Regions from separate parts of the Homo sapiens genome. Here regions 1, 2, 3 and 5 are each linked to region 4. A link is a contact called in ENCODE Hi-C or POLR2A ChIA-PET data. All regions are on one chromosome and are shown on one strand. Each heading gives the region's core, a stretch centred on a gene start or an enhancer-like site at or near the end of the contact. The rest is flanking DNA. Distances are from core to core; before and after follow the strand shown.

Region 1 (2,700 bases), core at 134-2,633, 3.2 Mb after region 4:
GATGAAGATTTTAAAAGTCGATCTACAAATTTTAAAAAATACAATCTAAGGCCAAATCTAAACCAGCCTATGTATTTCTCAAGAGCTCCTGGGGAACCTTCTAAGTACAGGTGAATGGGGGAGGGGCGGACTTCGGATTCCTTTATATTCATTTTATAACAATTTCGATAACAAGAATCCATTCTGAATCTATTCCGTTAAAGATTTTTAACACACCTGGCCATATTTATTAAATTGTGTAACTGCATGAATGTTCAAAAGTATTTTCTGATAGTTTGACCTTTACAATCTAGGCGTTATTCCCAGTCTACCGATGAGGAAGCTGGAGCACCTGGAACTCCCAAGACTTGCCCCTTAGGTAACACAGCAAGTAAGTGACTTGGGGCTAGAATCCTCGTTTTCGCATCTTGAGCTCGATTACCATCCTCAACAGACCCCAATCTTTACATCATCATACCATACAGCTAGCGCTCTCTCCCCTATTTAGCAAATCCTGCCTAAATTAATTTCTTAAGATCCATTCTAGGATTCGTTCATGAGGGATTATCCTAACAAAACGAATCCTATAATCGCCCGTTCAATTTTGTATGAAAATTTTAAATTAGTTTGGCTTACATAAACATCAGCTCCCGCAACAGAAATCACAGTACAGTACTCGGTATTTCTAGGGGTAGGAGCCTAGGAAAAAGAGACAAAGAATGTCCCTCTGTACCCTGGGGAAAGCGCCGACCTACTCGGTGCGGAGGTGGTCTTCGGAGCAGCTGCCTCAATGGCTCCGACCACCGTGGGATGCGCCCGGGAATGGGAGAAGAGAAGGGGCCTGGGACGTTCGTGCCCATTCAAAACCGATGGCTGCAGAGAGCGCGACCAACTGTCTCATTTCCCACGCCAAAGTCTGGGGAGCGAAGTTCCGACCCCAGTCCCAGTTCCAGCCCTGCCAGGCCAAGACCAGCGTATGGCCGGACCGCTGGCCATCATCCTTAACCTCTGCTCCAGGCGCGCGTGCGTTCAACTTCCTGGGAACCGCGCTCCACACCATGTGCACCCAGCTGGCGAGGATTAACGCCCAGCTCCTCCACACAACACCCCCGGGGGCCTGGCCGGGGCACCAGACACACCTGTTAGATAAACCTGAGGGCAGGCCCGCCCCAGCCCCCAGGACACACGGTCCTGCTCTCGCGCCCCGGCCCCGGTCCCTCCTCACCCGTAGAGGCCCTGCGGTCGGCGCTCCTAGCCAGGCGCGTCGGACTCTCCCCCACCAGTGTGCACAGCACCGGATCCGGATCCGGCTTCAGCGCCAGCCCCACCTCCTCCTCCACCGCCCGCGCCACAGTTGGGAACCGCGGCCCAGACGTGGCAGCGCCAACGCCTCCACCTCGCCTCTGCCCCCTCACGCAGGGCCGCGCGCAGGCGAGCGGAGGCGGAGGCCAAGGCGCCACCCGCCCAGGCCCGGAGAGCGAGGGGCGGGGCCCGGAGAGCGGGGGCGGGACCAGGAGGGCGAGGGGCGGGGCTCGGAGAGCGGGGGCGGGACCAGGAGGGCGAGGGGCGGGGCCTGAGGCTCGAGTCGCGGCGCCTGGGGCGGTGGCCGCCGGACCAAAGCTGGCCTCTCCCGGCTCCTCCTCCTCGCTCCCCAAGGCCTTTCCCACCGCGTCATTGTCTCGGTTTATCTGCAGATACGTCTACCTAGCAGTCAGCCCAGCAGCGTAAGTGGTGACCAGTGTGGGCCTCTTTGATCCTGAGACCGAAGGCTCGGCCACTGGCCCTCTCCATTTGTTCCTTGTTGCCCTCCCTTCATGATTCAATCCATTAATTAGGACTTTTCCTACCAGCTGGCAGTTCAGAGCTCCGCATCCCCAGGCCTCTGAGTCACAGTTCCTGCCTTCATGAAACTAGGAGTTGGGGCCACTGCATTCTACTCCTTCGGGACTATTGTTTCATTTCTCAGTCCCTCAAACCCTTTATTGGATGAACATGGGGTTAGGACAGCGGTTCTCCACTGCAACAGTTTTGCCTCCCAGGAGACATTTGGCAATGTATGAATCATTTTCAGCCTCTCATCTGGGGTGAGATGTCATTGGAATCTACAGATGGTGGAGGGCACAGGTGAGTAGAGGCCGGGAATACTGCTTCACGCCTTACAGTGCGCAGGACAGCGCCGCACAACAAAGAATTACCTGGCCTGAAATGTCTGGAGTGCTGAGGTTTAGAAACCTTTCGTTAGGAGAAGAAAAGTGACTTTTTTCAGAGCCCCATTTCTGAAGTGTCTTACCTAAGTAGCACTTTGTCCCTATTTTAACAGATGAGGAAACAGAGGTTCAGAGATGTTACATAATTTACAAAAGTCTCATAGCTAGTAGCTCCCCTTCCTTGCCTTGTACCATAATTTTCAATTTATTGAAATCGCAAAGTATTTTATTCTTAAGCAATAGTATTCAAAGAACCCCATAGATCATATACCAGAAATCATATTTTTTGCTCATTTGTGAGATTTAAATTTCAGTTAACTCCTTTACTGATTTATGCTTTCTCAGAACTTCAAACATCAGTGAGTTGATGGCATCCATATCTCTGTTTTTATCTCTGTTTTTACACCCATACATACAAAAGAATATATAGGGCATGAGCAGAATGTGGTGGTATGCATCCGTAGTCCCAGCTACTCCAGAGGCTGAGGCAGGAGGATCACTTGAGCCCACAAGG
Region 2 (2,700 bases), core at 88-2,587, 4.3 Mb before region 4:
TCAAAATGCAAGTATGCATACTATTGACACGGAAATTCCACTTCTAACTTGTTTTTTCCTATAGAAACATCTGCGTAAGAATGCAAATATATATGTACCATAATTGCCGATATTTACTGAATATTTACATGCCAGCCACTATATAATCTAACAGCAACTCTAAAGAGTTAAGTACTGTTATTACTCCCAATTTGAAAAAAGAGAAATTAAGGTATAAGGTGGTTAAGTAAGCTGCCCAAGGTCACTTGACAATAAGTGAGAAAGAGGAACCGATTCTACCCGACTCCATAGCTTCAGTTATTTACCAACAGGCAACAGTCTACACACCCACTACACAGGGAAGTTCACTGCAGCATAAAATGAAATGAAACAACCCAGATGTCTACCAATAAAGGACAAAATAAATCCCGCCACATCCATACAATTTACTCTATGTATTCAATAAAAAGATATATATGTACTTATATGGAAAAGTATCCAAGAAACATTAAATTGAAAAAGAAAGTAACAACATAGAATTGCATTTGTTTAAAAAAATTTTTAAGTAAATAAATAAAACACATACAGGCATAGAGAAAAACTCTGGAAGCGGTGAACCAAATTGTAAACAGTGTTTATCTTTGAAGGCCAGGATGAAGTGGCCTACCATTTTCTTGAACTCCTGAGCTCAAAAGATCCACCCGCCTCGGCCTCCCAAAGTGTGGGATCACAGGCGTGTGCCACCGCGCCCGACCATTTTCTAAATAATTTTATTAACATCTAAAGATGTTTGCAACAAGCATGCAATTTAACCAGAAGAAAACATAAGCTGAATGATCAACTGCTTCTATAGCCCTGTGGGTCCTGGGGTCCCAAGGGGAAGAGTTGGGTACTGAGGAATACAATTTTCCCACTTGGTATTCTAAAAAAAAAAAAAAAAAATTTATTTTAGAACAAAGACCTAGAACGCTCACCATCGAAATAAATTTGAGCAATCGTGTTCTACTCTCTTAAGTACAGTAGACACGCAACAAGTAAACATCGAGTGCGAAGTATAAAATCCGTACCAAAGCCAGAAATCTACAAAAAAAATAAATAAAACCGCGTGAGCCGAGATGCTTAAAGGGCAGACGCCCACCATCTGCGGGGACCCGCGGTAGGAGGTTAGCGGAGGGCGCGGGGAGGACGTACCTTGGATGAAGAGCCTGGCAGGGAGAGACTGCCGCAGTTCCGGCTCGGCTCCGCGCGGAGAGAGGGCCGCACGCCGCCGGGCTCGCGCCTCAGGCCCACGGTGTATCCTGCCCGCGGCGGCCAGGCGCCAAGCGACGCTTACCTCCTCCGCGACGTTCTCTAACACACAAAACACTTCCGCAATTCAAATTTGAAGAGCCCGCCCTCCAGCCAGCCCGGGATTGGCACGCTCGGGAATTGCGCCACCGTGCGTCTCACAGGGACGCAAGAAAACTGCAGGCGGCCTCTGCACTCCGTGGACGGCAGTGTGTCCACAAAAAGTAGGCGACCCTAAGCTGTCACAGGCAGGGGGCGAGCTCCTCTAGTTGTCTTCAAAGTTCGTTTCGTCTTCGTAGGGCACGCGCCCACCCTGAATCCCGCCTTTCCTCTCGTGAAGCTCTGCCGGGACAAGGCTGACGTGGGACGACGTGGGACGCCGTGGGCCGCGAGCACGCCCCGGCACTACTGCGGCTAAGTTTGGCCTTTCCTGGTTGCCGTCCTCCCCTACAGGCTGTGCGCCGTAGCGGCTGTTATCCTTCTTTTCCGTCTCAGGAAAACAGCGTGCTTGGTGGGTTTGAGAGAACTTCTGTTTTTCTGTCCTCCATGTTTGAGGCGGAGAAAGAACATTTTGTTCTTGAGGTGATGATGGATTGAATGTAAAGTTACGCACAAAGTGGGATGTTTAGTTGGAACTGTTCCCTCAGGAAATACGATTTTTTGGGCGTGGGGGACAGGGTTTCGCTCTGTCGCCTAGGCCTGAGTGCAGTGGCGCAATAACGGCTCACTGCAGTCTGGAACTCCAAGGGATCTTCCCACCTCAGCCTCCGAGTAGCTGGAACTACAGGCGCGCGCGACCATGCTTGGCTTATTTTTATTTTGTAGAGAGGAGGTCTCACCATGTTGCCCAGCCTAGTCTGGAACTCCTGGGTTCAAGCGATCCTCCATCTCGGCCTCCCAAAGTGCCAGGATTACAGGCAACCGCACCGAGCCAGGAAGTGATTAATTTTTTTTTAAGTCACTTCACATTCCAGAAACATTAATCTCGACAACTCTAGGTTGCTGTAAGCAGCTTGTGACGGTGGCCCCCAGACTGCGTCCCGCTTTAGACTGCACCCAGTGAATCTCCACTCTAACCACCGCGGAGTGACCGGGTGTATTCTTCGCCTTGTATAGGGCACATTGGTTCAGTCTTGAAAGTAGAGAAGGGGAAGCCAGGGTAGTAAGGTGTGTTCTCAGCCCTGAACCCTGTCCAACTCCAGTCCTGCATGAAGTCTGTCCTCTTCCCCCCATCCGCATTTGTGACAACAGAGCTTCTTTTTATTTTATACTTCCATCTAAGAAAATTAGTCAACTTCTAGTCACATACCACATTTCCCCATTAAGAGGCTTTACTGAAAAGGTGGTAATTTTTTTTTAAAGTGACTTTTGCAGTCCCTTCTAAATCCTGCATGTACTAAATTTTGTACACACTGAATAATCAAAATCCAAAAT
Region 3 (2,700 bases), core at 87-2,586, 4.8 Mb after region 4:
TTCCACAAGCACAGGAGCCAATTCCTTAAAATAAATCTGTTTCTATATCCATATATACACATCCTATTCATTCTTTATCTCTGGGCAACCATGACTAGCTAATACAGTCTCTAAATCAAACTGTGGTACCTTCTTTACTAAGGAATTCCTTCTAATAGCTCTATACCCATTGGCTTTCACAACATGAATCAGGGGTTGAAATTTCTGCATATTTTTCTCAGATCTGCTCCAGGCGACTTCCTTTCCCATGGCTAGTTAAATGGGGACTGGAGAAGGCGGAGAAATACTCACATTTTTAAAAGATTACAGCTAATTATGTAGACACACTGGCCCTTAGACCTATCTTACCTGGCATTTTATAATTTCCCTTTCACACAATATAATTTAATTCATATTTGGGGGACAGGAATATTGATCTACACTGTAACTTGTCTAGTTTCTGGAACGATAAACTAAAACTTCAAGCATATAAAATATGTTTATACTCTAAATTTTTAGTTTTTTCCCTAGTATTTGTATGTCTAGATATAATTACAAAGTCTATGTGATGTTTTTCATGTGACGATCCAATACAGTGCTTCCCTGAGCCCTTAAAAAATAAAAAATAAAAATACAACTTAAAGAAACAAAAACTCCCTACCGTAGCCGCTACAAGGGAGGCTAAGGCGGGAGGATTGCTTGAGGACAGGAGTTCGAGGCCAGCCTGGGCAACATAGTAAGACTTCCGTCACAAACACAAAAACTCCCAACCCGGGTTCGAGACCAGCCTGACCAACATGGAGAAACCCCGTCTCTACAAAAAATACAAAAATTAGTCAGGCTTGGTGGCACATCCTTGTAATCCCAGCTACTCGGGAGGGTGAGGCGGAGACTCGCTTGAATCCGGGAGGCGGAGGTGGCGGTGAGCCGAGATCGCGCCATTGCACTCCAGCCTGGGCAACAAGAGCGAACTCCGTCTCAAGAAAAAAAAAAAAATCACCTCCCAACCGTATGGACCACGCTGACATCCTGCCATCAAGAAGCAAAGCTTTCCAGCGTCCCCCAAGCGCTAGGGCCGCCTTCTGACTCTTCCGCCCCGCCTCCGCCCCCTGCACTCTCCCAACTGGCGGGAGGAGGGCGCCCTCCCAGCCAATCAACGTCCCACAGGGCCCGCCTCCCGCGCGTCTTTCAAAGGTCTTCTAGGAACCAGTCAGCGATTAGAGGCCGAGTCTTCGGCCACCCAAAGGCGGAGTAAGAAACCAGAAGCGGATCTGATTGGTTGCTGGAAGACGCCGCGCCCACCTCACAGAAGGACGAACCAGTGAGCTAAGCTGCGGGGCGCGGGCTCGGCCGGGGCACCGGTGAGTCGCCGGCGCTGCAGAGGGAGGCGGCACTGGTCTCGACGTGGGGCGGCCAGCGATGAAGCCGGTGAGTCGGACGTGCTGGGGTTTGGAGGAGCGAGGCGGCAGGGACGCAAGCGGTCCCGGGGACCCGATCCTGGGCCGGAGGGCAGCCCTAGCCTGGTAGCAGTGCGACTGGCGCCGTAACCGTTCTGCGGGTCGGGGAGGTGACTCGCACGGGCCCAGCACGGGCACGAGAGACGAAGGAGCAGGGTCGGTGGCCGACGAAGGAAAGACGGACATTCGCTGTGCACCTGCTGTGGGCTGTCACCTGTCCCCTGCGGGGTCTCATAAGCCTCCCAGCCGCCCAGCCAAAGAGGGCCGAGCCTCGTTGTACCGAGGAAACCGAGCCGAAGAGCTTGAGTGTCAGCGATGAGTGGGCGCGATACCCCAGCCCCGAAGGGTGGCCGGGCGCTACCTGCGCCCACAGGGCCTGGGGAAACCTTGAGTACGAATGCCACGCCGCGGCTTGTGGGCGACACCACCGCTGTCACCATGCCCCAGGGCCACCTGGCAATGCTGCTCTTTTCCCGTGACGTTCAGAATCACAGGGCCTGGGGAAGCAGAAACGTCCAGCTCTGTTAGGATTAATAAACCTGGTGAATGGGCCACACAAATTTGAAATATGAATCATCAAAGTTGCTTTAAAGAAAAAACAGATGCAGGCAAGGAGCTGAAGATCCCCCACCTAACCCATATTTCCTACTGCCCGGCTTGACAACCTACTGGAAGCCTTTCCTTTGGGTGCAGTTGATTATAATACTTCAGATAGAGCCAAAGCAACAGAAATCCATAGCCTAGGGCCGGGTGGTGTCTCGCGCCTGTAATCCCAACACTTTGGGAGGCCAAGGCGGGCGGATCACTTGAGGCCAGGAGTTGGAGACAAGCCTAGCCAACACGGTGAAACCCCGTCTCTACTAAAAATACAAACATTAGCTGAGCGTGGTAGTGCACGCCTGTAGTCCCAGCTACTCGGGAGGCTGAGCCACGCAAATAGCTTGAACCCAAGAGGCAGAGGTTGCAGTGAGCGGATATCACGCCACTGCCCTCCAGCCTGGGCGACAGAGCAAAACCCTATCTCAAGATAAAAGAAAGAAAGAAAAAAAAGTCCGTAGCCTAAATTAGCCGTCCTGTGATCTTCTAGTACCAAGACCGTTGTAGAATATAGCTTCAGAGCTAGAAAGAGCATTAGGTGCTTACAATTGCTAATCCCTATGTTGCCATGTGGAGGGACATCAGCTGTCCTTCACTCCTGGCCTCTTTCTCCACCTGTCCCCATTGAGTTATCTGATCCCCGAGTTTGGAAGGAACTGAACACCAG
Region 4 (2,700 bases), core at 136-2,635:
GGCAGACCATTGTTTGCTGAATCTTAACAATGTCTTTCCGGCCCCAAACTTTAAGTTCATTCCAGTGTATGACGCTTTCAAACATTTTGGGTTGGCCGGGCGCGGTGGCTCACGCCTGTAATCTCAGCACTTTGGGAGGCCGAAGCAGGCGGATCACGAGGTCAGCAGTTCGAGACCAGCCTGACCAACATGGTAAAACCCCGTCTCTACTAAAAATAAAAAAATTAGCCGGACATGGTGGCAGGCGCCTGTAATCCCAGCTATTCAGGAGGCTGAGGCAGGAGAATCGCTTGAACCGGGGAGGCGGAGGTTGCACTGAGCGGAGATCACGCCATCGCACTCCAGGTTGGGTGAGTGCGACTCCGACTCAAAAAAAAAAAAAAAAAAACTTGGGGTCAGCGGTTAATACATATATTTGGTTAGAAAATATCTAGGTACAGCCGCGCGTGGTGGCAAGAGCCTTTAGTCCCAGCTACTCGGGACGCCAAGGCAAGAGGATCGCCTGAGACCAGGAGGAGTTCGAGGCTGCAGTGAGCCGTAACAACGCCACTGCACTTCAACCTGGGCGACAGAGGGAGACCCTATCTCTAAAAAAAAAAAAAAGAGAATAGGTACTTACAAGATTGATAAATGAAACAAATGTAAAACAATTTTAGTGGCTTCTCTAAAGTGAATTTCACCAAACACAATACACGGCACCTAAAACTGGCTAAGCTATCTAGGTAAAAAAGGGAGTAGGAAAGACTAAGTCCTTCACCTTCTCCATTCTATTAATTTGATTGCCCAAACCATCAACACTGTCACCAGCTACCAACTAAAAAAAGAGGAAAAGCTCTTGGTCGAATGCTCAGAATTACCACTCCAGGGAAGATCTGTCCGTTTGTCTTTCGCGGAAAAAATAACCCCCACAACCTTCTCTGCCCAAACAACATGGAGTACGCCTGCAGACGCCTACCTTAATGAAACCGATATCCTTCGCGTACTGACGGAAACACTGGCGGCACATATTGAGGCCATATTTCCGGATCAGACCGTGCCGGTTTGAACAGACACGACTGTAAGAAAAGAGACAGCGGTTTTGCAGGTCATAGAAATTACAAGACTCCGCACTCAGACGGCTACTACCCGCATCCCGGGACTCCCAAGCCACAGTACAGGCCTGTAATGGCGGCACCAGCGACTCCCAGTCGGCGTGCTCCCTCGTGCCGCCCGTGGCCTCCTCTACTTGAGATTTTAAGCAGCCTAGCGCTCCACGGCAACGCTTCCCCAAAATCACAAACTATTTCTCACCAAGAGCGAGAACCCTGGCCGAATTTTCGCGGGTGGCTCCAGTACAGCTGCTGGTGACCCATCTTGCTCTCAGCAGTGCAACGAGGTAAAAGGAAGAAGCTGGCCCACGCATGCGCTCTTCAAATTTTTGAGACAGTTTACCCAGAATGCAGTGCTCAAAGGAAACGCGTGCGCAGTGTGGTCAGGTTGTTTCGCTGGGTGAGTAAAATGAAATCTTAGAGGCGTTGTGGGCTGGCCCAGTTGATGACGTCACCATACCACAGCTTCTAGTGCTATTCTGCGCCGGTATCCGACCGCCGGGCGCGGTGGCGCGTGCCTGTAGTCCCAGCTACTCGGGAGGCTGAGGCTGGAGGATCGCTTGAGTCCAGGAGTTCTGGGCTGTAGTGCGCTATGCCGATCGGGTGTCCGCACTAAGTTCGGCATCAATATGGTGACCTCCCGGGAGCGGGGGACCACCAGGTTGCCTAAGGAGGGGTGAACCGGCCCAGGTCGGAAACGGAGCAGGTCAAAACTCCCGTGCTGATCAGTAGTGGGATCGCGCCTGTGAATAGCCACTGCACTCCAGCCTGGGCAACATAGCGAGACCCCGTCTCTTTTGAACAATAAATACGTTAATTTTGGACTCTCAAGAGATGAATATTCTCATAGTCTTTTTTATTGATTAAACCTTTTACTTTCTTTTAATTAAAACGTTACACTTGGGAAAGGAGTTTTTCCTCGACTCACCAGTGACACCTACTGGAATAAATTTACAAAACAACTTAAAATCAGCTGTAATGATCACGAGTCAACGGTAGGGTTTGCTTTTATTTTGTTAAAGAGAGTACGTTTTCAAATTTATTTTTTTGACACACTCCTCCAAGAAATACACCTACACCATTCCAAAAAAAAATGAGATTCTTTGGCATTTAGTGTATTTGATTCTTAAATGTAATTGGCTGAATGTAAAGTAATAAACAAGTAATGTGCAGTGTATGTTGCTTTGACCAGATAATTTGGTGACAAAACAAGTAATGAAAAGCAAATGCAAAAATGCAAAAAACCAATGTCAATAAACGAATTTCTGCTGAAAGATACCTACATTCCATATGGTCATTTATAATGCCTCCAGATAAAACTGCTCTGAAATCAAAGCTTTAACTAGATTTATAAAATGTAGCACAGGGTGCAACAATTCCAGAAACTTTTACATATAAACTTTTATAAATTGAAATACAACACTTCTTTAAGGTATGTTATGTCAGGGTTCTAGTGGGGTCCCCCTACCCAATCATTAAGTTAGGCATTGTATTATATGATTAAGGAAGGAGGGGAGTCAGAGATTTGTAAACTAGATATAACTTGCTCCTTGCCCTCAAAATTTTCTAATCTGTGGGAAACAGGATTATCTCCAAGACTTCAACATACAAC
Region 5 (2,700 bases), core at 11-2,510, 4.9 Mb after region 4:
TGCTTCCACTTTCGAGACTTTTTTGCACAAGACGCTGCTGCTGTTTAATCATTCTGCCCCTCCGTATGTTTCATAGAAATCCTTGTTACTGGCATGATGAAACCTGACTTAAAATCTACGTAAGAGTGAACGCGGTCATTCAAATTAAAAGCAACATTCCAGAAGGCACTGGAATATGGGGAAAAGAGAAGCAAGTATGAGATAAATTTTTAATGAATGATTTCCAGAAGGCTCTCAAGGCTTTTAATTTTGTGCTAAAGCAACAGAAATTCTTATCTCTGTAGAACTATGTCACAGGGAACTTACGACTTTTTCCTTAGAGGGACCAGTAAGGCTGTGCTTCCACCCTGCAATAGTGATGATGATGTGTGTAACAGAAATAAATACTGCCCCAGAAAAGCTTAAGGTTTCTGAGCATCTCAAAATCAAATGAAAACTCCCTCTACTAAATCAAGCAATCCTGAATATAAGGGTGGCTTGGAAAGCTGCCTGTTGAAACTCCAGCGGTCAAAGTATGATTTGGGGGGGAAACGCGCACATGCAATCAACAAAGTAATCAATTGAACTTGCATCAAAGTTCACCAGGAAACAACAATCTGGAAAAAGAGAAAAAAAGTGATTTGATTTGAAGAGCACCGAACAAGTGCTGAAAAGTAGAGTTGGAAATTCACCCTAAGTAGGTTACATTTTGGCCACAGTTCTGTGGAAACCCTAAAAGAAAGTCAATCTGTATTAACAAAAATTCGGAAAACTTCATTCACACTACGGCCGTCCCACCGCGCTGTCGACATCCTCCCCGGGAATGCAGGGCCGCGGGCCGGCAGAGGTCGGTGCGAACGCAGCGCGGAACCGCGGGCGCCCGCCTGGACCGCGGCCGCCCCATCCAGTAGGGGAGGAGTAGCGGTGCGCGCGGCCTGTGCCGAGGCAACGCGGGCGCGTCCACCTGGCGACTGCGCGCCCCGGCTCCTCCAGTACCCGCGGCCCCCAGACCCCTCGCCGCGCGGCCCGTGCCAGCCGGGCCGCATCCCCGACGCGCAAAGCCCCGGCGGCCGTGGCGGCCCGGACCGCGGGCCCGGGGCGAAAAGAGGCTGTGTTGCCGCCTCGCCCTCCTTTCCCCAGCCCCAGCTACTCACGTGCCAAATGGCGAAGAAGATGAGCGCGGCAGTGAGCAGCAGCGCCAGCATGTAGCAGAAGGCCGCGAACGTGAACGCCATGGCTGGGGAGGAGGAGCGGGGAGCGGCGCCGTTGCCAGCGGAGAAAGGCGGCGCAGGGCCCTCTGGGTAAAACCATTCACTTCCCCCGGCCACAGCCGCGACCGCCACCGCTACCGCCGCGGCGCCAGCCCTCTCAGCGCGCCTGCGCACCAGCCCAGCCGCCCCGGCGCCCTCTGATGGCCGGAGTCTGCGTTGCACTGACATTGTCCGCACAGTTGTTGATTGATTTTTCCTTCCTTCTTGCGTTTATTCTTTCAACAAATATTTATTGAATGAATGCCTAGTTTGTTACAGGTACCGCGCTTCTCGCTTCAGATACAAAGATGAATAAGATAGTACCTGCACTGAAAGAACTTAGTATAGTGCCGGAAATGAACACCTAAATAAATAATTACGTTATTATAACCCCGTAAACGGATGTGTGTGGGATGCTCTGAAAGGTCAAAGAAGGACAGCCAGCCCGCCCTGGAGCATTTAGGCAGGATTCCTGCTGTAGGTGTTTCCTAAGTTGGCCTTAGATGATGATAAGTTCTCCAGGCAAAAAGAAGGTAGAACTGGCAGTCCAAGGAAACAGTTCAGAATGAGGAAACGCAACAGAGATGGAAAAAAGAAAAGAAAAATAAAGCTTCGTGTCTCAGGTGAAACCAGCAGCAATTCTGTATTAATGGAACCTAAGTGCAAGACAGTGGTGAGACTTAGAAATGAATTAGCAAGGGATCAGATCATAGAGGGCCTTATAATGCTTCATTACGGAGCTCAGACTTCTTATCCCATAAGCCCAAATTTTTTGCTCACCACACACAACTAGAAAGATTTTTTTCATTGCAACCCAGTGGAATATCATACAGACATCAAGTTATGAAGAGGTGGAAATCTAGTTATAGAGGCAAAGAAATATAGATATGACCAAAACAAAAATTTCACAAAACTGTACTAATGATCCATAAGTACTTTCCCTTCTCTCTTTTGCTACTTGTTTTTAATGCTGGTCTTAACACACAAAATTGATTCAAAATTGATTTAACTTTCCATTACAACCATTTTTAAAAGAAAAAAACTCTATTAACTGATTGCTGCTGATGGAAGAGAAAATCATTGAAGGCTTTTGAGCAAAAGAAGACCATGTTTAGATTTGCATTAAAGATCGTTCACCTAGCAAATTGCGTAGAATAGTTTAGAAGCAGGGTCTGTCCAGTGCTGTGCAATAGAACCTTCTGTGATGGTGAAAATTTTCGATACCTAAACATTGCCCAATACAGTAGCCACTAGCCACATGTGGCCATTGGGCACTTGTAAATTGTCTAGCATGACTGAGGAACTGAACTTTAAATTTCACATCACTTTAAGTAAAATGTGGCTAGTGTATTGGACAGTACAACCTGTACCACCAGGATTATGTGGCACCTGTGTGCAAATTATCAAGTTACTTTTGGCCAGGCACAGCAGCTCATGCCTGTAATCCTAACACTTTGGGAGGCCAAGACAG

Evidence for each region. A loop is a pair of places that touch in the nucleus more often than their neighbours do. ChIA-PET counts read pairs that join two places held with the same protein, here RNA polymerase II (POLR2A). Pooled maps may share reads with other maps.
Region 1: a map of B cell shows a loop between it and region 4 (17-fold over the local background). The contact joins the promoter of GNPNAT1 here to the promoter of RPS29 in region 4. A Hi-C loop is called at or near these places in 2 of 168 maps with a recorded cell type or tissue (B cell and CD8-positive, alpha-beta T cell) and 4 of 50 pooled maps.
Region 2: a loop to region 4 is called in a map of B cell, with 16 times the contacts of the local background. The contact joins the promoter of MIS18BP1 here to the promoter of RPS29 in region 4. A Hi-C loop is called at or near these places in 2 of 168 maps with a recorded cell type or tissue (B cell and CD4-positive, alpha-beta memory T cell), 3 of 37 single-sample maps with no recorded cell type and 13 of 50 pooled maps. POLR2A ChIA-PET finds 5 or more read pairs at or near these places in 3 of 52 experiments (Panc1, activated naive CD4-positive, alpha-beta T cell and naive thymus-derived CD8-positive, alpha-beta T cell).
Region 3: a map of naive thymus-derived CD4-positive, alpha-beta T cell shows a loop between it and region 4 (14-fold over the local background). The contact joins the promoter of CDKN3 here to the promoter of RPS29 in region 4. A Hi-C loop is called at or near these places in 1 of 168 maps with a recorded cell type or tissue (naive thymus-derived CD4-positive, alpha-beta T cell) and 8 of 50 pooled maps. POLR2A ChIA-PET finds 5 or more read pairs at or near these places in 2 of 52 experiments (K562 and T-cell).
Region 5: a pooled map shows a loop between it and region 4 (8-fold over the local background). The contact joins the promoter of CNIH1 here to the promoter of RPS29 in region 4. A Hi-C loop is called at or near these places in 6 of 50 pooled maps.

Annotation. Positions count from the first base shown.
Region 1 is chr14:52,790,224-52,792,923 of GRCh38, forward strand. GNPNAT1 (glucosamine-phosphate N-acetyltransferase 1) reads right to left here and starts at 1,384. Exons shown (of 6, transcript NM_198066.4): 1 at 1,205-1,384. It overlaps LOC105370500 (a long non-coding RNA gene), which reads left to right and starts at 1,565. Exons shown (of 3, transcript XR_943867.3): 1 at 1,565-2,103. RefSeq lists enhancers at 611-700, 781-870, 978-1,491, 1,492-2,006 and silencers at 1,181-1,260, 1,361-1,580.
Region 2 is chr14:45,251,865-45,254,564 of GRCh38, forward strand. MIS18BP1 (MIS18 binding protein 1) reads right to left here and starts at 1,338. Exons shown (of 17, transcript NM_018353.5): 1 at 1,171-1,338. LOC107984674 (a long non-coding RNA gene) reads left to right here and starts at 1,427. Exons shown (of 4, transcript XR_001750746.2): 1 at 1,427-1,777. RefSeq lists enhancers at 1,307-1,366, 1,467-1,646, 1,556-2,505, 1,667-1,856, 1,927-1,986.
Region 3 is chr14:54,395,671-54,398,370 of GRCh38, forward strand. It overlaps CDKN3 (cyclin dependent kinase inhibitor 3), which reads left to right and starts at 1,337. Exons shown (of 8, transcript NM_005192.4): 1 at 1,337-1,407. The coding sequence starts at 1,399.
Region 4 is chr14:49,584,995-49,587,694 of GRCh38, forward strand. It overlaps RPS29 (ribosomal protein S29), which reads right to left and starts at 1,386. Exons shown (of 3, transcript NM_001032.5): 1 at 1,291-1,386; 2 at 956-1,055. The coding sequence starts at 1,352. It also overlaps RN7SL1. RefSeq lists enhancers at 417-466, 1,065-1,564, 1,437-1,946.
Region 5 is chr14:54,440,114-54,442,813 of GRCh38, forward strand. It overlaps CNIH1 (cornichon family member 1), which reads right to left and starts at 1,261. Exons shown (of 5, transcript NM_005776.3): 1 at 1,134-1,261. The coding sequence starts at 1,214. RefSeq lists silencers at 735-784, 795-1,154, 1,195-1,464 and enhancers at 870-1,668, 1,545-1,604.